Linked DNA regions of Homo sapiens: region 2 is linked to region 1. Evidence: read pairs that join two places in POLR2A ChIA-PET (ENCODE). Cell type or tissue: MCF 10A. All regions are shown on one strand. Each heading gives the region's core, and the rest is flanking DNA. Links, peaks and the distances in the headings are about the cores only. Region 1 overlaps UBTD1 (ubiquitin domain containing 1). Region 2 overlaps MMS19 (MMS19 cytosolic iron-sulfur assembly component).

What was found. ChIA-PET counts read pairs that join two places held together with the same protein. Peaks named below come from ENCODE experiments on the same cell type or tissue, not always from the same donor. Only the 100,000 strongest peaks of a DNase experiment are listed, where the experiment ranks them.
Region 2: POLR2A ChIA-PET joins it to region 1 with 37 read pairs; 12 of 35 experiments call an interaction of 5 or more read pairs at or near these places.

What each region holds. Positions count from the first base shown.
Region 1 is chr10:97,550,483-97,560,301 of GRCh38, forward strand. All of the region lies in intron 1 of UBTD1 (ubiquitin domain containing 1), which reads left to right. LOC124902488 (a long non-coding RNA gene) reads right to left here. Exons shown (of 3, transcript XR_007062259.1): 2 at 3,338-3,426. Among named protein-coding and RNA genes, the nearest start is that of ANKRD2, 17 kb to the right of the region's middle. RefSeq lists enhancers at 900-1,400, 3,192-3,693 and a silencer at 3,243-3,322. In MCF 10A, for the core only: a CTCF peak has its summit at 3,212 (motif pointing left); a DNase peak (open chromatin) is centred at 3,189.
Region 2 is chr10:97,461,384-97,472,629 of GRCh38, forward strand. It overlaps MMS19 (MMS19 cytosolic iron-sulfur assembly component), which reads right to left. Exons shown (of 31, transcript NM_022362.5): 9 at 9,392-9,478; 10 at 8,746-8,820; 11 at 8,263-8,340; 12 at 7,583-7,721; 13 at 6,869-7,023; 14 at 6,122-6,200; 15 at 5,393-5,518; 16 at 5,121-5,202; 17 at 4,676-4,776; 18 at 4,422-4,571; 19 at 2,475-2,630; 20 at 1,200-1,299; 21 at 634-736; 22 at 445-513; 1 more. Among named protein-coding and RNA genes, the nearest start is that of ZDHHC16, 21 kb to the left of the region's middle. In MCF 10A, for the core only: a CTCF peak has its summit at 2,428 (motif pointing right); DNase peaks (open chromatin) are centred at 2,448 and 5,578.

The sequences.
Region 1 (9,819 bases), core at 15-8,014:
CCCTGCCTCCGCCTGCCTCCCTGCTGCTGCAGGAGCTGTAACTCCTCCACCCCTCCCCACCTGCTCACGGCGCCTCGGTCAGTTCCTTTCTCAATTCAGCAGGTACTTGCTGAGAACCGCGCTGGGCCAGGCACTGTGTGAGGCAGTGGGATCTATTCAGCTAGGGTCTGCCATCCTTCCTTGTGTTTTTGGAATCTCCTCTTCTGTGTAGCCATCCTGAGTTCAGCAGTGTGAATTGAGTGGTGGGAGTAAACACACACACACGCATACACACTCACACTCATAGATGCACACCAGCTCTGGGCAACTTGGAGAGGACCTTAAATGCTCTGTCTCCCACTCTCCTTTCGGTGCCCTCCCTTGGGGTGATATCACCAGACACCATTCATTATTGAGGCCAAACCACAGCATCCACCATCATTATCCTCCTCCAGCCCAGACGTAGTGCCCTCTTGCTCTCTTCCCTCCCAAATCAGCTCTCAGCAGCACCTCTGGAGACCATGTGTTGAACTGTTTGTTAAGATGTGGCTGGGCATGCCATTTCCACTCCTGTTTTGCTGTGTTTACAAATAGGTTCTTAAGTCAGATCAAGTACATACCCCAGCCCAGCCCCTGTAACTGGTTCCATGGGTGTGAGGTAGGCCCTGAGAATCTGTCTTTTGAACCAGCACCCCAGGAGATCCTAATACGGGAGGTTTCGACAACTCTTTGGGACCCTAGCCTTTGCCTCTATACACAGACATATACATTCTCTGCTCAATCACAAATGTTGGCCAGGCATGGTGGCTCACACCTGTAATCCTAGCACTTCGGGAGGCCGAGACAGGAGGATCCCTTGAGCCCAGGAGTTCGAGACCAGCCTGGGCAACATAGGGAGACCTCTCTATTAAAAAAAAAAAAAAAGTTTAAACAAAAAATGTCTTTTGGTGTCCTCTGCCCAGCACAATTGCGGAAACGCATGCTTTTTGTGGGTGTGTTGCTCTGCTGCCTCCCCGTGCAGGTTGTATGCCTTTGTCAGCTTCATTAAGGACAGGAACCATTTCTGTTACTCTGTCTTTGACCTGAAGCTTATCTAGGACAGGAGATGTAAGTAGAAGCTACTAAATGCTCCTGCTGCTGAAACCAGCAGAGCCTGCCTGGCCCTGGACAAAGCCTCCAGGAGCTGTCAGTAACTGATATCCTACAGGGTATGGGCTTAGCAAGTCAGCACCACCGTCGGCTCCCCAAACTCTTCCCACTTTTCCATGGCTGCACCCCAGAACTCCAAGTATCCTCTTTCCTTATTAACAACTTTTATGGTATTATTCTTATTATTAAAGTAATACATTCTTATTGTAGAAAACTTGGAAAATATAAACCAAGAAGAAATCATCGGTAACTGCCAATGAAATATAACCACTGTTTACATTTTGATATAAATTCTTCCAGCCTTTTTTCTCTTTTAAAGACCAGGTCTTACTCTGTCGCCCAGTCTGGAGTATAGTGGCGTAATCATAGCTCATCACTGCAGCCTTGACCTTCTGGGCTCAAGTTATCCTCCCGCCTCAGTCTCCCAAAGTGCGGGGGTTATAGGTGCGAGCCACTGTGCTCAGCCCTCCTGTCTTTTTAATATATATAATTATACAGCTGAGCACTTTGGGAGGCAGAAGAAGGAGGATCACTTGAAGACAGGAGGAGTTTGAGACCAGCCTGGGCAACATGGCGAGACCCCATCTCTAAAAAAAAAAAAAATTTTTTTTAAATTATCCAGTCATGGTGGTACATGCCTATAATCACAGCTCCTCAGGAGGCGGAGGTGGGAGCATCGCTTGAGCCCAGGAGGTTGAGGCTGCAGTGAGCTATGATCACATGGCCTGAGTGATAGAGCCAGACCCCGTCTAAAAACAAACAAAAAATAATAATTATACACCCTTTTTTTTTTTTTTTTTTTTGAAACACAGTCTCGTTCTGTGACCCAGGCTGGAGTGCAGTGGTGCAATCTTGGCTCACTGCAACCTCCGCCTCCTCAGTTCAAGCAATTCTCCTGCCTCAAGCTCCCAAGTAGTTGGGACTGCAGGCGCGCACCACCAAGCCTGGCTAATTTTTGTATCTTTGTATTTTTGTAGAGATGGGTTTTTACCATGTTGTCCCAGCTGGTCTTGAACTCCTCACCTCAAGTGATCTGCCTGCCTCAGCCTCCCAAAGTTCTGGGATTACAGGGGTGAACCACCACACCTGGCCAATACATACTTTTTTTGAATCAAAAGCTGGAGCACTGTGCGCTTGCTGTTTGAGACCTTTTTTCACTGTATGGTGGACGTTTTCCCGTGTTAGCATCCTACCTCACCATCACAGAGTGGCTGCCGCTGATGCCTCGAGTGGATGCCCATATTTTATGTAGCCTTTCTCCTGGCCATGTGCATTAGGTTGTTCCTAGCTTTAACCTGTTAAAAAGGTGCTGAGTTAAACAGCTTTGTAGATAAGTCTTCACCACACACTTGTGATTATTTTCTTCGAATAAATTATTAGAACCAAATAGGTGAGCCAAAGAGATGGACATTTTTAAGTTTCTCAGTACCTCGCAGAGGCGTGCACCAATTTGTGCAGCATATGAATGTTCACACTTTCCACTGCCCAACTTTTTTGACTCCATACAGTATCTTTTTGTTTTTGTTTTCCATTTTTCTGAGATGGAGTTTCACTCTTGTTGCCCAGGCTGGAGTGCAATGGCATGATCTCAGCTCACTGCAACCTCCATCTCCCGGGTTCAGGCAGTTCTCCTGCCTCAGCCTCCTGAGTAGCTGGGATTACAGGCATGTGCCACCATGCCCGGCTAATTTTTGTATTTTTAGTAGAGATGAGGTTTCACCATGTTGGTCAGGCTTTCTCGAACTCCTGACCTCAGGTGATCCACCTGCCTCAGCCTCCAAAAGTGCTGGGATTACAGGCGTGAGCCACCGCGGCCAGCCAATATCTTTTTAAGTAAATGAAATTAATATGTTCATCATCGACTTGTCTATATGCTTAGATGAAAAACTTCCTTTTCTGTGTTTGTCTGTATCAGTGGCTAAGATTGTAAGCACCCGTGTATAGGGCTGCAAATGTTTGGGCATGTCTCCTATACACACTTACCTCTGGGCCTGGAGAACTTGGTGAGTTGTTTTTGTACAGCGTTTGACCCACTGATGAAGAGAGCCAACACCAGCCCAGAGGTGCTGCGGCTGCCCTCTGCTGGCTCTGAGGTGCAGTGATGACTGAGAAGGCAACGGTTGGACTCCTGGGCTCAGCTTACATTAACCCTGCCTGCCCCCTCCCCCTCACCAGCCCATTGTAAGATTTTCAGCCACAGAGGCCCTACCTGGAGGGTGAGGAGTTTGTCACCGCTGTATCCTGGGTCACTGCATTAATTAGGCGCTGTTAATACTTGCAGAGGCTCACTCACAGTAACTGTCAGTGGGAGAGAAGCATAGAAGTGACTGCTAGCAAAGCTGGCTGCTGTTGTGTAGCGGGGAGGGGACCCTGAAGGCTACTCTGGGGGAGCTTGAGAGGTTTGCAAGCCAAGGCAGCATCCTTCAGGCACGTGTGTGGCCTCCTGAGGTGATGACTTTGAAAGGGGCCACCATGGAGCTGTGTTTATTTTAAAGGTCAGTTCTTTAGTCTTCTCAAGAGAAAATGAGATGCATGGACACAGTTACAGCTCAGGTGTCCTTGTAGTCACAGTCCAGCAACCTCACTTGTTGGGCATAGAGCCCAAAAGTGAACATTTTATTTTTTTGTTTGTTTTCGTTTTTTTTTTTTTTTCTGAGATGGAGTCTCACTCTTGTCACCCAGGCTGGAGTACAGTGACATGATCTCAGCTCACTGCTACCTCCGTCTCTGGGGTTCAAGTGATTCTCCTGCCTCACCTCCATAATAGCTGGGATTACAGGTGCCCACCACCACTCCCAGATAATTTTTGTATTTTTAGTAGATATGGTGTTTTTCCATGTTGACCAGGCTGGTCTCGAACTCCTGGACTCAAGCGATCCACCTGCCTCGGCCTCCCAAAGTTCTGGGATTACCTGCGTGAGCCACTGTGCCTGACCATTTATTTATTTATTTATTTATGAGACAGGGTCTCACTGTGTCACCCAGGCTGGGGTGCAGTGGTGCAGTCATAGTTCACTGCAGCCTTGACCTCCTGGGCTCAAGTGACCCTCCCATCTCAGCCTCCCGAGTAGCTGGGACTACAGGTGCATGCCACCACACCTGGCTAATTTTTTTTATTTTTTGTAGAGACGAGTGGTCTTGCTTTGTTGCCCAGGCTGATCGTGACCTCCTGGCCTTAAGTGATCCTTCCACCTCAGCTTCCCAAAGTGCTGGGATTATAGGTGTCAGCCACCATGCTGGCCAAACAGTGAACATTTTTAAATGTCACAAAGCCTGGTCTCTTTCTTCTGTGGGAAGCCTCTTTTGTAGACAGTGCTGACAGCTTGGTCGTGCCCTTTCTCAACCCTTGGTAGATTAGGAGTGGTCCATGAGCTGGGCCTGCCCTCTCCCCATGTTAGGAGCAGCAGACAGACGAGACCAGTAAGAAGTGCAATCTGGCAAAGAGGAAGGAGGCAGGGAAACTGTAGAATCAGCTCAAGAATTTAAAATGCCATTGAAGCTAAACAGCTGTTTAGGGAAGAGGCAGAAGTCCCATACCCAAGGATCCCTGAGGGAGTCACTGTATAATGATTGTGACTCCTGGTGGATCAAAGCTCTCATTAGGGGGTCATCCCTGCTAAATAATGAAAGAGAAAAGGAGTCCAGAAATCATGAAATGGAGCAACTTCCTTGGTCAAGGCATAAACACCTCCAGGCTAAACTTCATAAAAAATATCTAGATGAAATTGTAACCTTCAGTTTCTTCAGTGTCTCCTTTCTGTCCCTCATATTTAAGCCTTTGATTAACCTGGTTTTGATTTTTGTGGCTCACGTGAGGTGGGGATTGGAGTTCATGTTTCCATCATAGTCCCAGTGTAGCAGGACGAGCCACAGACAAAACCTCTCAGACACCGAGTTGTAGAAGGAAGGGCTTTATTCAGCTGGGAGCATCGGCAAGCTACTGCCTTAAAATCCGAGCTCCCCAAATGCACAATTTCTATCCCTTTTAAGGGCTCACAACACTAAAGATTTCACATGAAAGGGTTGTGATTGATTTGAGCAAGCAGGTGGTACGTGACGGGCTGCATGCACCGGTGGTCAGAGAGAAACAGAACAGGGCAGGGAGTTTCGCAGTGTTCTTCTATACAATGTCTGGAATCTATGAATGACATCGGTTTCTAAGTTATGAGTTGAGTTTTAACTGCTGGGTTTAGGCCAGGCAGGCCAGGCGTGGTTTCGGGCCTGGCGCTGGGCTGCCTGTCTTTGGTTTTACTTCCTTGTTGTTTTTTCTTAAAATGGGTACTGAGTATAAAACCATATAAAACAATATGAGAGGGTCTCTCTCTTCCCTCATTTCCCCCCTTTGAGACTCTCACTTTTTATTAGTGGGAGTTCTCACTCTTATTTTTGCTACTTATGTCTTTTTGTGCAATAGATTGATAGTGATTTATATAGTATGCTTGTGCTGAAGCATTTTGGTGAACTAAGGTAGTGACGAAGTTTTTTATCATTTGGAGAAATACAGGTATCAGACAAGGGAGCAGTAAGCAGGTTCCTATTACTATTATTACTCTTATTATAAGAGTTTTAAATTCTTCTATTGCTGGGAACCAATTTCCAAACATGGCTCCCAGATTGAGTCCATGCCACACTTGCATGGGGGCATGTGCCAGTTTTGTTATATCTTTAACTATATCCTCAACTACTTGCCTGTGATCATCTATGTGTAGACAACAATTAGTAAGGTTAAATTTTTCACAAACACCTTCTTCAGCTGCTAGCAAGTACTCAAGAGCTAGTCTATTTTGATAGATAGCATTTCTCATCAGAGTCTCTTGCCAGGCAAGAACAGTCAAGTCTTGACCGGTTTTATTAGTAATAATTTCTAAAACAGCTTGTAACTGTGTGATTCGGTTGAGCATGTAGATGGGGGTTCAATATCCCCATGAGCCATCTTGTGCCAAAGTGGCTGGTCCATAGTATTATATGATTTTTTCAGGGGGCCATTTATCATCTTTCCAATCACCTATGGCTATGCTTCGTTTTTCGCGGGAAGCATAGACTGGGAAGCCCAGAAGTTTACCTGTTTTTATGGGCAGTAAGAAGAAAGATGACTTAATGGTGCCAATTACACAGCTACCTGTCCACTGATCAGGCAGCTTAGCATAAGCTCTGTGTCCACATATCCAGTATAACCTGGCGGGGGCCGTCCAGTCCCAGTGGAATTCTGGGTGGGCCCAAACAGTCTGCAACTTTGGAAATTTACTGAATGGATTTCTTTCTGTGTAATTGGAACTCCACCATGTAACTGTTTTTGTGGTACCATTTTACAGCTTTTGCCCAAGACAACTAAGCCGCCCTACAGGATGAGTGAATCCTTTTCCTTCTCTAGCTATGCAATACTGTCCAATAATTGAGACTTTTAGAACCCAAAAATTGTCAGGGTGGTTCTTTGGGGCTAAGAATTCATCAGGAACTGGGTCTGTAGGAACTAAGTGTCGGACTTCCCATGGCCATTGATCTCCTGTTACGGTTCCAACACAAATATAACATGAGGTGACTTGTAGAGACTGGGCTACATGTTTGGCTAATTGCAAAAATAAATTTTTAGTTTTTCCTGGAATCTCAAGTACTGGCACATTTAGTTCATCATAGAAAGTCTGAAATACTGTTTCTGGAGAGCGTTTTTGAACCTCTCTTTTTATTAGGATGCTTACACTAGGATCTAGTCCTTTTCCATCAATGCCTAATGTTGCATGTTTTTTTTTTAATTCCACTTTGGGTCTGAGGGGTTTGTGATTATCAATTCTAAAAGGTTGCAGCTCCCACTCGTGCAGGAGGGGCTGACTTTTCCTTTTTGGAGCTAAACAGGATCTTTTTTATCTTCTTTTCAAGTAGCCCAAATGACACAAGACCAGTACTGACACATCTCACATAAATATGATTCTTGACAGATATACTTATTTTTTTTTACTGTGTAACTTTTTTTTCCAATTTAGAGAACCGCATCCTATTCTATGCTGCTTACTATCAATAGTGGCACAAGCATCAAATTTTAAGGTTACATTTTTGGGACCCCTCTTTCTTCTGTTCTAGCTGTTACCTTACTTGTGTCACCTAGAAAAGGACCAGTCCTTAATTTTATTTTAAAAACTGTGATCATGGGAGGCTTAAAATGGGTCATAACACACATCAGGTTGGTTATTTCCTGGGCTACATACCTTGGATAGAATAGCATTATACAAACAAGTTTCTTTTAGAGTCCTGGTACACTTATAATAATCATAAAATAATAGGACTGTGGCAATCTTTTGTCTTACCTCAGTGACTTGATATATATACTGGAAACAGTTCTCAGTCTGAGAAAGGTCAGTTGAAGTCCTTACTGTACAAGTCTAAATTTTAAGGAAAATGAGTCCTGTGATGAGTTTCCTCATGCTTCGGCCGTGCGTGGACCAGTCAGCTTCTGGGTGTGACTGGAGCAGGGCTTGTCGTCTTCTTCAGAGTCACTTTGCAGGGGTTGGCGAAGCTGCTCCCATCCACGTACAGCTCCCAGTCTACTGATGTTTAAGGGTGGTCTTGGTGGTTGGGCCTACTAGAATAAACTGAATCCAATACTTCTACACAGTTATGTTTAACTGGGCTCTCTGATACCAGGAGTAAGGTGGCGGGGTTAGGGTGTTGCAAACTTCAATGGTTATGCGGGGATCTTCACAGAGCAAGCTTTGGTATCTAGTTAGTCTAGCATTCGTTAGCTAATGATGTCCTTTGGTATTTATTAAAGTCACCACAGCCTGGGCATACTTTAGGTTTTGCTTAAGAGTTAGCTTATCTGCTTCTTGTGCTAACAGGGCCGTTGCTACCAGGGCCTTTGGACGTGGGGGCAGCCTTTGGAAACCCCATCTAGTTGTTTTGAGAGATAGACCACTGCCCTTGGCCAGGACCCTACAGTCTGGGTTAAAACTCCAACTGCCATTTTTTCTCTTTCTGACACATAGAGTGTAAAGAGTTTTGTCAAGTCAGGTAGCCTCAGGGCTGGGGCCGACATGAATTTTTTTTTTTTTTTAACTCATGAAAAGCTCTTGCTGTTGGGTGTAATAGATGTAGTTTATCTAATTTACATTTTTATTGACTGTCATTTACCAAAATACTGACTTAAATCTTTTAACTATTTGATTTTAAGCTTTAAATTGATCTGGTATTCCTTGCGGGGCTTCGATTGCATCTAAATAGATGTGAGAGTTGAAAGACCTATAAGGGGCTTCTCTCGTTTTACGATGTCTTATTATTTTTTTTCTTCCTCTGGTTGATGAAATGCCAGGGTGAAAGGGATAGCCAAATGGACTAAAGCACAAGTGCCACTCTAGTTATTCAGCAGAGTGCCCAGTAAAGGTCCACCACAATACCACCACGCATCCGCTCGGGGATGAACAAGGGCTGACTGATTGATAAGCTCTTGAAAATTCTTAAGCTTGCTGCATCCCTTCAGGTCTCCACGGAATGCTAAGTCTCCTCCCTGCCATGAGAGACACGAAGTGAACTTAGTGTTGGGAGACGGAAGCTGGATGGCCCTCGGGGGCTGACCCACAGGGACTTCGGGATATAGCAGAGAGAGCTTGGCATGACTTATTACTCCAGGCTGTAGAATTCTGGAAAAGAGCTACCATGCAGCCCACGCCTGGTCGACTGGAGGACCACCTTAGTGGAAGGGGGACAATCAGGGCCTCTGGCCTGCCATGTGCACAAGCATAACAATTGCATTTGTTTAAAGTGCAGATGGAATATTTGATCCATTTCAACCAGGCATTTGCATCTTGGTGTGCTGTCTTAATTGCCAAAGTTTGTTTTAAGTCTAACTTTTATGATCCTCTAGTAAAATGAATGTTTCCTTTAGCACCAATTTTTACTAGTTTTTAGACCAAAGAAAACTCAACACCATTTTATATTTAATAATATTTCTTGTATGATTTTTATACCAGAGAAGCTAAATTTTACCTTTATATTAGTGTGTTATTAATATTAAACTTAATTTTAATAAAACCTTGTAGACATATTTATCCAATTTTTCATGTTTGACCATAAGGTAAGATTTTATAGACTCTTTTTAACCTTTTATAATTTTTGTAAAAGAGCAGGTTGATGCTTAAAGAAAAACCTGTTGCATTTTTACTTTAATGTCCAGTTCACCGAAAAACTGGATGATACCTTTTTAACTTTAGCTAATATGTTTACACACAGAATTTTCTTTATAATTAACGTTTTAAAACTTGCTTAAACTTTTAAAACATTAATTTTTTTAATCTTTTAATGTAGATAAAAATCCACATTTTTATGCCCCTTTATAATCTTTTTACCAAAAGTATATTTTACTTTTCTCATACACCTTGCACATAAACTGTTTTTTTTAATAGTCTTCAGGAGGCCTTATTACTTTTAAATTATACAACATTTTTTGCATAAATTTTTTATAACATTTTTTCTTTCATGACTTTCACCAGCAATTCTTTAACATGTTTCAACTTTTTGACTTGTTACAAACATTTTTTTTTTCTTTAAACAACCACTTAATTTATTTCAGGACAAGAATTTACCATATAACACTCTTTACATAAATTCTGCCTCACCCTTTTTTTGAAGATAACCATTCCTTTTTTTAAAGCAAACTTTCTTTATGTCTTTGGACTAGACTGTCTAAGGCCACAAGATTAGAAG
Region 2 (11,246 bases), core at 1,345-9,344, 88 kb before region 1:
GCCCTGTTAATGTTATTAGCAAGCTCCTTTTAAAAAGAGAATGAGTACTGAGCTATAAGATTTCATGGGTAGTTGATTCTGGGAGGCTCCTTACATAGTCTGATCTCAGTACCTGCAGGGTGCTTGTTGAGGAGTCCTGCAAAGCACTTGGCAGCAGCGGTGGAAGAAAAGGGGCAGCTGTGGCAGCAGCTCAGTTCCAAAAGCTCCCGCATGAGTTGGTTCAGCTGAGGGATTTCCACCTACAGAAAACCTGGCCATGTAATGGACCCAGAGAACACTTGAACTCCAAGAGAACCAGTACATAGTGGCAGCAGGGACCGGGACGGATGAGAACTAACTTCTCTGGTGGGGGAAGTAAAAGATCAGCTTAGCCTGTGGCAAATTTCAGCCCGGAGTCACCTTGTCAAGGTTAAATAACAGTACTTCCCAAATGTGCTCACTTACATTTCGAGGCAGGGAGCAGACAAAGGCCATAAGCAGTGCAATCAGCCGCCTCTGCCCTGAGGAGCCATCCTATAAAGGAAGGAGAGCCCGATCAAGCCTGCCAGCAATAAGCTTGTCTGCCCCTCTACCCATTCCAGATTAGCCCTAAAAAAAAACCAGCTTGAAGGATGTAAGTTCTAAGACTGTTACCTGGAATGGCTGGAATCTGCTCGGGAAGCTGTTTTCAGGCAGAAAGGACACGTTGCCATCCAAGAAGAGGGGCACAATGTGTGTCACACTCTGGGCAGCTAACCTGGGGGCAGAGTACTAGGTATGACCAAGGAGCTAGGATTCTAAAGCAGCCCTCTCCTCCACAGACGTGCTTTTCAACCTAGGGTTTGAATTAGGATCACCACGTCAATGGGACATGCCCTGATCATTCATGCATTGAACAAATATTAATTTGGCACATATGTGCCAGTAATCATTTCCATTCAGGTTCCCATCTGGGAAGTCAAGGTATATTTTAAAATGCTCTACAGGTAATTCTTAAGCACATCTGCGGCTAAGAACCACTGGCCCTGGCTTCCCACCCTCATAGTCCATGGTGCTAAGAGCCCCTTCCTTTTGTTTTGTCAACAAAACTTACAAGACGATTAACTGCACCACATTTACATATAGGTAAAAGGACAGCTGACAAGGCAGCTACCTGTTGCTTCTTCCTAAGAATGCTATCCTTCTCCCTGGGTTCAAGCCACATCCATGATTATACTTACTCAGGGCTCAGGTGGGTTGTAGCAGTGCCAATGACAGACACCATGGCAGCCAACACCTCATCCTCCAATAGTACTTTTCTCAGAACTGAGGGCTCCTTCTCTGCAAAACACACACACATGCACACAATCACAAGACCATGACGGGTTCAAGAAATGAATGATTGGGTTCTGTCAGCATCACTGACTCTGGGGCTTGACTCTAGCCACGACAGCAGTTCTTAATCTGGTCTCTGGTAGTGCTATAGTCCTGAGAATCAGGGCACCAGAAACAGGAGTGGTCTGACCTGGGGCCACAGAGCGCTCCTGAGAACTCTGCACAGTCTTTAGACTAGGCCAACAGTGGGAAAGAGGGATAGCTAAGATGAACATTCTTAACATAAGAAATAGAAATGTTGTCCCTGGTGTCCCTGGAGATGCAAGGAAAAAAAAATAGTAATGTTGGTCTCTGAAAAAATTAAAAACATAGATTTATCTTCATGGGTCCTTATTATTTATAGCAACTATCATACACTGAGTACTTCCTATGTGGCAGGTACTATACACTAACTTATTTAATCCTTACCAACTACCCTGTGAAACAGTTTTTTTTTTTTTTTTTTTTGAGACAGGAACAGGATCTCGCTCTGTCACCCAGGCTCGAGTGCAGAGGCACAATCATGCCTCACTGCAGCCTTGAACTCCTGGGCTCAGGTGATCCTCCCACCTCAGCCTCTTGAGCAGCTGGGACTATAGGTGTGCACCACTATGTCTGACTATTTGTAGAAACAGGGTCCCCTGTGTTGCCCAGGCTGGTCTCAAACTCCTGGACTCAAGTGATCCTCCCATCTTGGCCTCCTGAAGTGCTGGGATTACAGGTGTGAACCATGGCGCCAGCCTAGACGGTACTCTTTATCTCCATCTTACAAGTGAGGAAATTGAAGCGTGGAAAGGCTGAATATCTTCACCTAAGTTAGCAAGTGGTAGAGTTGAGGATAAAACCCAACCAGGTGGGCTTGACTCCAGAGTCCAATTCTAAGTAAACTAATCACATAGCACTTCATGGGGAAAAGGTGTGCATTCTTTTGAATGTTGCTAACACTAGTGGATTTTGGTTCCTGCCACTGGTCAGGGTGGCACCCTTTGCTATGAAGTGAAATCTCACTCTGAGGACAAAGGATTGAAAATAAACCTCTGATGGTACAAAATACAGTACCACCAATACCCAGAGGGTGGTGCTGTTCAACACCAGCAGAGGGCAAAGTTCCCAAAGGCCAGGAAGGAGAGGTGGAAAGTTACCTGGCATAGAGGCCTGCACAGCCAAGGCAAGCAGGCAAGGTATAGCTGTCTGGTGGAAATACCAGCAACTCTCAGGGTCCTGCTGACATTTTTCTGCCATCTGTCTGAGGCTCTGACAGACAGCAATAACGTCACTGGATTGTGCAACCATATTCCCTGTTGATGAGAAAGTGTTCTCTGTAAGGTTTGCTTAAAAGCACTTTCAGGTGTTTCCAATTACACAGCAGATGAGAGGAACAAAGAAGAGTGACTGAAGGGACCAAGAGTGCCTTATTAAAAAGCTGAGTCACTTTATTCTCCTGGCTGTTCTTTCTGATCTATTCAGACTTCATAGTTGAGACTTGCTCTGTCCCAGGCTCTGCAGCAGAAGCACTTGTATATATTCTCTCCTTATTTTTCATAACAACCTTAGAAGTATCATTTCCCTCACTCTATAGAGAAGGACATGGAGGCACAATGAAATACATGATCAGTGGCTTTTCCAGGGTCACAGGAAGTGCAAAGTCAGGAATCAAGCCCAAGTTATAATCCAAGTCTAGTATTCATTCTACTATGTAACAGCTGCTGGATCAACCACAGTGGGCCTGAATCTACCCACAGGGCAGGCTGCTGTCACTTTTGCATTGGAGCAGTGCTTCTCAAACTCAACAGTCTACGAGTTACCAGGGTACACTGTCAAAATGCAGATTCTGATCAGTGAGGGCCTGAGATTCTGCACTTCTAACAAGCTCCCAGATGTCACCCATGCTGCTGGTTAACAGACCATCTTTTGAGCACCACGGCCTTAGGGTGATGCCTCTCAATTCAGATCCCACATGAAAATTACCTAGGTAATTTTTTTTTTTTTTTTTGGAGACAGGGCTTCACTCCTGTTGCCCAGGTCAGGCTGGAGTGCAATGGAGCGATCTCGGCTTGCTCCAACCTCTGCCTCCCGGGCTCAAAGTGATTCTCCTGCCTTAGCCTCCCAAGTAGCTGGGACTACAGGTGCATGCCACTGCTCCTGGCTAATTTTTGTATTTTTTGTAGAGATGCGGTTTCGCCATGTTGCATCGGCTGGTTAGGTCTCAAACTCTTGAGCTCAAGTGATCCATCAGCCTTGGCCTCCCAAAGTGCTGGGATTACAGGCATGAGCCACCACACCCAGCCCGGCACTTTTTTTTTTCTTTTTTGAGATGGAGTTTCACCCTGTTTGCCCAGGTGTGAGTGCAATGGCATGATCTTGGCTCACTGCAACCTCCGCCTCCCAGGTTCAAACGATTATCCTGCCTCAGCCTCCTGAGTAGCTGGGATTACAGGCGCCTGCCACCATGACCAGATAATTTTTAGTAGAGACGGGATTGCACCATGTTGGTCAGGCTGGTCTCAAACTCCTGACCTTGTGATCCACCCGCCTCAGCCTCCCAAAGTGCTGGGATTATAGGCATGTGCCACTGCGCCCAACCCTTTTTTTCTTTTGAGATAGAGTTTCACTCTATTGCCCAGGCTGGCCAGGCTGGAGTACAGTGGCGCAATCTCAGCTCGCTGCAACCTCCGCCTTGTGGGTTCAAGAGATTCTCCTGCCTCAGCCTCCCCAGTAGCTGGGATTACAGGCGCATGCCACCATGCCCAGCTAATTTTTTGTATTTTTAGTAGAGACTGGGTTTCTCCATGTTGGCTAAGTTGGTCTCAAATTCCTGACCTCAAGTGATCTGCTGGCCTCGGCCTCCCAAAGTGCTGAGATTACAGGCAAGAGCAGCGGCCCTGGCCGGGTACTCTTAATAGTACTGTTGCCTAAGTCCCATCCCTCCTCAGAGACTGATTCAGTTGGACGCAGGCATCAGTATTTTTTTTTTCTTTTAAAAGAGTTGATTCTGTTACTCTTATGTATAGCTACAGCTAGAACCACTGCCTTAGAGACTACAGCTCCCTATTCAGCCCAGTCCGTTGGTGGTTATTCCTAGTAGTTACCTCTGTTCACTTGCCAGAGATGCTGCAGCAGCAGAGGCAGTGTCTCCTTGACGATGCTGGGATGTGTTGATACAGCTGACAAGGCTTGCAGACAGCACAGATGCCGGGAGCATTGGGTGGGCTCATCTCCGTTAGTCAAATTTGACTCCCCTGAAAGCAACCCATGAGACAAAGGTTTACTGTGTGATAGGAAGCACGAAGGCCCCAAAGCCTTGCTGGAAAGGGATGGGCCACAGAGGATTAGAGACACATACCTACACGCAGCTCCTCAGCGAGCTTGGGTACGAGGTGGCTGCTGAAGGCCACAGGGTAGAGAGCAGCCAGGGTTCCTGATGCTTCCAGTGCTGCCACCCTGCTGGAGGCGCAGAGCAGATAAGCATTGGCTGAGCCTGGGCTCACAGCTCTCTTGCCTACGTCTGATATTAGGCAGATTCAGGAGTGTGAGCTCCCAACGCCTCCTTGCTAAAGAGCAGAACTCAAGTACCTACACCACTGAGTTGGACAGGGCTTCTTAAAGCCTAAGAAGAGAGCAGTCCTACATCTCTCCAACTGGTTAGCAGCCAGAGTCTAACACAGAGCTCACCTCCCCTAAGGAGAGCCAAGGGTCAGAAGCACAGAGCCCTGGTCCTAGCTTGATCTTTTGCTGCCAATACAGAGGCAGGGAACAGCTTGCTCTATCTCATTGCTTTAAATTCTCACCAACTCTGGGAATCCTCCTTCAGGAAGCTCAGTCTGTACAGGTGACCCACTGCCAGCTCCAAGTCCTCATAAGATAGGAGATCTGTAGTTAGAAGGGAACATGAATCTCATCTTTCTTCCCCTGCAGCCATCACAACCCTTCTAAGCTCTTATTAGAAATCCCAAATCATCCAGAGTTGCAGTAAGAAGAGGATAGTAAGGCTGCTTTTCACCAAGGCAGTCTTACAAGAAAAGGACCAATATTTTCCTCTTCTCTTTCCCTTAAGATGTACCTGGCTGGGCACCCAAGACTGTCAGTGTACGGATGCCAACAAGCTGAAGCTGGGTGCTGGGGTCTGTTAGAGCCATGAATACCAGTGAGCACAGCTGGTCCTTGAAGCCATTCAGAGGCCTTTGATCTAGGGAAGAGACAGAGGCCAGGTTAGAAGGAAGCCACTGCATTCCATATCCCTGACTAAGCTGTGATACACAGCCAACCTGGGGTAGATTTTTTTTTTGAGACAAGGCCTCTGTTGCCCAGGCTGGAGTGCAGTGGCGTAATCTCGGATCACTGCAGCCTCTGCCTCCCAGGTTCAAGCCATTCTCCTGCCTCAGCCTCCCGAGTAGCTGGAATTACAGGCATGTGCCAACAGGCCTGGCTAATTTTTGTATTTTTAGTAGAGACAGGGTTTCACCATATTGGCCAGGCTGGTCTCGAACTCCTAACCTCAAGTTTTCCGCCTGCCTTAGCCTACCAAAGTGCTGGGATTATAGGTGTGAGCCACCATGCCCCGCCTCCTGGGGCAGATTTAAAGAGCTTAATCCATTGGGTATCCAGAAAGCACACTGAGAAAAATAAACAGATCTCATCCATCTCATCTGTTAAGTGTTCTCTTGTGCTACAACCTCAGAATAGGACCACTGTTCTAGACTACTTTTCCACAGCACTCTTTGCCCTGCTATCCTTTATAGGCTGAAGTGTTCAACAGTCCCCAGAGCACTGCAATGGAAGGCAACCTCACCTTTGTCTTCATAGCTCCATTTCTGCTGCAGCTTCAAGAAACCCAGGAGCATTTCAAGGATTGTCCGCCGCTGGCTGCTCTGTAACGTTTCAAGGGGTACTAGAGTCAAAGAATATTTTAAAGGATTTCAATCCTGCTACTCTGGATATAGGGAAAATTCTTTCTTTCTTCCAAGAGATGGGGGTTTTGCTATGCCACAGCCAGGCTGGAATACAGTAGCATGATTATAGCTCCCTGCAGCCCCGACCTCCTAGGTTCAAGTGATTCTCTCGCCTCAGCCTCTTGAGTAGCTGGGACTACAGATGCGTGCCACCTTATCCAGCTAATTTTTTTTTTTTTTTTTTGTAGAGATGTGGTCTTGTCTTGTTGCCCAAGCTGGTCTTTAAATCCTAGCCTCAAGTGATTGTCCTGCCTTGGTCTCCTAAAGTGCTGGGATTACAGGCATGAACCAGCATGTCCTGCTTGGCTAATTTAAAAAAAATTTTTTTTTTTTTAGAGATGGGATCTCACTTTGTTGCCCAGGCTGATCTTGAACTCCTGGCTTCAAGCTATCCTCCTGTCTTGGGAGAATGATCCTTTTATGTATGAGACAGGGAAAAAGTGAGTAAGGGAAGCAGCAGCAGCAGCTAATGGGAGCAAAACCCAAGGTCTACTATGTTGGCCCAAGCTAAAACTTAGCTCACTCTCTGAGAAAGGGAACCTAGCACACAGGTCCCATCATTTCCCCCAAAGATTCTGCTCCCTTACCTGACTGTGCTTGTGGAACTGTTCCAGCAGTAAAGGCAGTACATTGCTGGTGACAGAGTCACAGGCCCGGGCAGATGCACCTGCAGCTGCCTGCAACAGCTTGGCACTAGGCCACACCAGTTTCATGTCCGGTTCACACAGGTGGTGCCTGCAGTCTAGAGAAGCAGCACATCACAGAGCTGGGGAGGAGGCCAAATGGTGCCTGACTCCCCTACAGTCCACAGAGGTTGGAGACTGAGACCCATGACAGTTTGCAAGCAGTTAACACTCAAATTGTTTTCAATTCAAAGTAGGGCTATCGCCCCCAAATCACCAAATATGTTGGGACTAAACAATAAAGGTCACTGGCCCTTAAGGAATGTCATTTGTTTTTTTTTTAGAGATGGAGTTTTGCTCTCGTTGCCCAAGCTGGAGTGCAGTGGCGCAATCTCAGCTCACCGCAACCTCTGCCTTTTCAAGCGATTCTCCTGCCTCAGCCTCCCGAGTAGCTGGGATTACAGGCGTCCACCACCACGCCCGGCTAATTTTTGTATTTTTAGTAGAGACGAGGTTTCACCATGTTGGCCAGGCTGGTCTTTAACTCCTGACCTCAGGTGATCCACCCGCCTCGGCCTCCTAAAGTGCAGGGATTACAGGCGTGAGCCACCGCACCCAGGCAAGGAATGTCGTTTCTATTGTGCTCACTCCCCTTCCTGGCTGCCACGGCCCCATTACCCTGTAGAATGTTGCTAAGGAAGGAGTCAAGGAGGTCCTCAGCATCAGCCCTCAGCACAGAGCGAGACAAACACGCAGTCAGGGAGTGGAGGGCCGCCAGGCCCTCTGCCTCCACCCGCTCACTTGCCGTCTGGAACACCTGTCAGGGAGGGATCCCATGGCTACTGAGGTGAGCCTGCACCAGATGAGACCCCACCAATCCACTGCCTATTTCCTTGTTGGAGAGGGGAGTGAGAACCTCTAGGACACAGAAATGGAAATTAACACCCCAACTGAGTGTCTTCTCAATTGGTGTGTTCTTACCAAGTCCTTAGTCACACTCAGGACAGAGACACATACTTTCTGAGAAACAAAAAGCCAACTCTGAGCAGTGGCTCTGCTCACCTTTCTATTCACCATGGTGCCAAAGGCACCATGACCTGCACTCCTTGCCACAGAAGGACAAGAAGTGGGTAATGTGCAAAGGTGATCAGCTGCTCTTACCAAGCAGCTGACCGTCACATAGGGACTCTCTCTCTTGTCATTCAACTAGAATTATGTCCCCCTACTTGCCTCCTGAATAACCAGGCATTATATCTTGGCCCTGGGGATGACAGAGGGAAAAGGACAGGATGTATTATTTCCCCTCATGCCTGACAATTGAAAGTTAACAGTAGTGAGTTTATCTGAGTGACACTCACCTCTCTGCGGATAGAAGCCCAAAGGCTGGGGAGGAAGTCCTTCAGTTCCTTCTGTCCATACACAGCACAGCAAGCATTCTGCCAAGGAAACCGCTGCTATCAGTTATGTACACACTCAGACACCCTAGGATGTGCAGGTACCTCAGCATAATGGCACCTGAAGGAGCCCTGGTCTCAGCAGAAAAACCAGTTAAGATTTTTAACAGTCCTACTAAGGGAACAGAGAAGTAGGAGATAACCCTGGTTGATAAAATAGAAGCCTAAAGAGGGAGTCCTGGTCAGCCTTTCCTCAGTTACTATGGGATGGGGGATGGGACACGACGATATGCAGCTGGGGGCTTCAGGTCGACACAAAGGCCCAAATCCTGGGTATCCTCTTCTGAGGCCCATGAACTGTTCCTTGGCTATCCTAGAATCTATATCCTTTAGGACCCCTAACTTGTCAAAAGGTAGCTGGGTCCTGCAAGGAGAAAAATCACTCACCAGAGTCTGTAGAGAATCCAACTTGGCACTCAGAACCTCAGAATCCACTTTCTCAATCAACAGGGGCAGCAGAAACTGTGGGACAGAAGGAAGATCTTAAGCCTGAGATGGGTGGTGTGTCAGTCACATCAAGGTCAACCCTGTCCTTGCCATCAGTCCCTAAAAGCAGGTACTACATCAAGGAGCTGTACTCAAGTCAGGAGCTATGAATGTAAGCTAACCTTCCTGCCAAGCAGTGACCAGAGCCCCACTACCTCAAAAACAGGCAAGTTGACAAAGTTACAGGATTTTAAAAGACAGCACCATATAGGGATTGGGTTTATTTATTTTTTTGTGTAGCGGAGACGAGGTCTCCCTATGTTGCCCAGGCTGGATTTGAACTCCTGGGTTTAAGTGATCCTTTCCACTCAGACTCCTCCTGAGTAGCTGGAACTATAGGTGTGTGCCACTGAATCCAGCTCTGGATTATGAAGAGATGGTAAAGTTTTCTACATCGAAGGTCTGAAGATACCTGCCACACAAGACACTTGCAGGGTGTCATGCCCTAAAATGTATACCAGATATTTTTTTCTCCATGCTTTTACTGCTCTTTCTTCAGAGCCATCTATGGGCAGAGGCTATATACCCTAACCTTGGCTAGACCCACCTCAGCAAATCGTGGTGTAGAAGCCAGCACAGCGCGAAGACTCAGGATGAGGTCTTCTCTCTGGATACCATGGGGATCATTAGGTGGCTGGAAAAGGGAGAAGGGCTGTGGGTTTGTGTAACATTTCAGACCACCTTGAACACAGGCTCGAACCTGGTAACCCTGCAGAACAGGGTGATACTCATACCCAATCAGGGAAGATAGTAAGATAATGAGGCCCCAGCAAGAAGACTTGCTTGATCTTAGGTACTCCTTGGGAACTTTTGTCTTTAGGCATTTTAAAAAATCTGATTACACATTTTCTATCATTTCACCACTCAGAAATAAGCATGCTTAACTTTCTGGTGTATTCCTTTCTTCGCTGATATATATTGTTACTATGTGCTAGTATATACTGTTTCCATATAAAATATATATATACTTAAAAATCATTTTGTACATGTGGTTTTTAATTTTTTTCACTTAACATATTAAGAACATTTTTATGGTATTATTCTTTCATAGCATTAGTTTTAGTGGCTATGATTTCATTTTGTGGTTGTACCAGTTTATCTAGATAATTCCTTGTTGATGGACATTTCCATTTTTTTCACCCTTATAAAAAGCTGTAATTCTGAAAACAGAAAGCCTTGATGGTTTCTGTACCAAGACGACAGACTGAAAACATATATCAGGTTTTCCTTTTCCTCTTTGCAAACTCCACCAAAAACATAGTAAAAGAAGGGATTTACTATTATTATTATTATTTTTTTTTGAGACAGAGTCTCACTCTGTCACCCATGCTGGATTGCAGTGGCTTGATCCTAGCTCAGTGCAACCTCCACCTCCTAGGTTCAAGTGATTCTCATGTCTCAACCTCCCAAGTAGCTGGGGTTACAGGCGCACCAACACACCTGGCTAATTTTTATATATTTTTTGTAGACATGGGGTTTCATCATGTTGGCCAGGCTGGTCTGGAACTCCTGACCTCGAATGATCCACCCACCTCAGCCTCCCGAAGTGCTGGGATTACAGGCGTAAGCCACCGAACCTGGCCTGGTTTCTGTTTTCATGACTGGACTTTGATAGAAAAGATAAAACTGTGGAATTCTCTTATAAAGTAACAAAAAGACAGAGGTACAAAATAGAAAACAAAAGGTCAGAAAATCAGAGGTCCAACAGAAGATTAATGAGAGTTCCAAAATGAAGGAACAGAGAAAAGAGAGAGGAAGAAATCATCAATTAAAGAATTCAAGAAAAATTTACAGGACTAATGGACACGGGTTACCAGATTGACAGGGCCTACTAAGTACCCAACACAGTACATGAAATAGACCAATACTAAGGCACATCACTGTGAAGTTTCAATGTATCGGGGTGAACCAAACATCAGTTTATAGAGAGGAAGAAAAAAATGGTAAATACAAAAGTTTATGAAACAGAAGAAATTCAGACTTCTCCACAGCAAATGAAAACTAGATAACTAGGCTTATTTATTTATTTGAGATGGAGTTTTGCTCTTGTTACACAAGCTGGAGTGCAATGGCACGATCTTGGCTCACTGCAGCCTCTGCCTCCAGGATTCAAGCGATTCTCCTGCCTGTCTCCCGAGTGGCTGGGATTACAGGCTCACGCCACCATGCCCGGCTAATTTTTTTGTATTTTTAGTAGAAATGGGGTTTCACCATGTTAGCCAGGCTGGTCTTGAACTCCTGACCTCAGGTGATCCGCCTGCCTTGGCCTTTCGAAGTGTTGAGATTACAGGCATGAGCCACCACGCCCAGCCAATAACTAGATTTAAATGTAGCAATGCCTTCAAAATCTTAGGAGAAAATAATTTCCATTTTTTTTTTGTTTTTGTTTTTGGTTTTTTGGT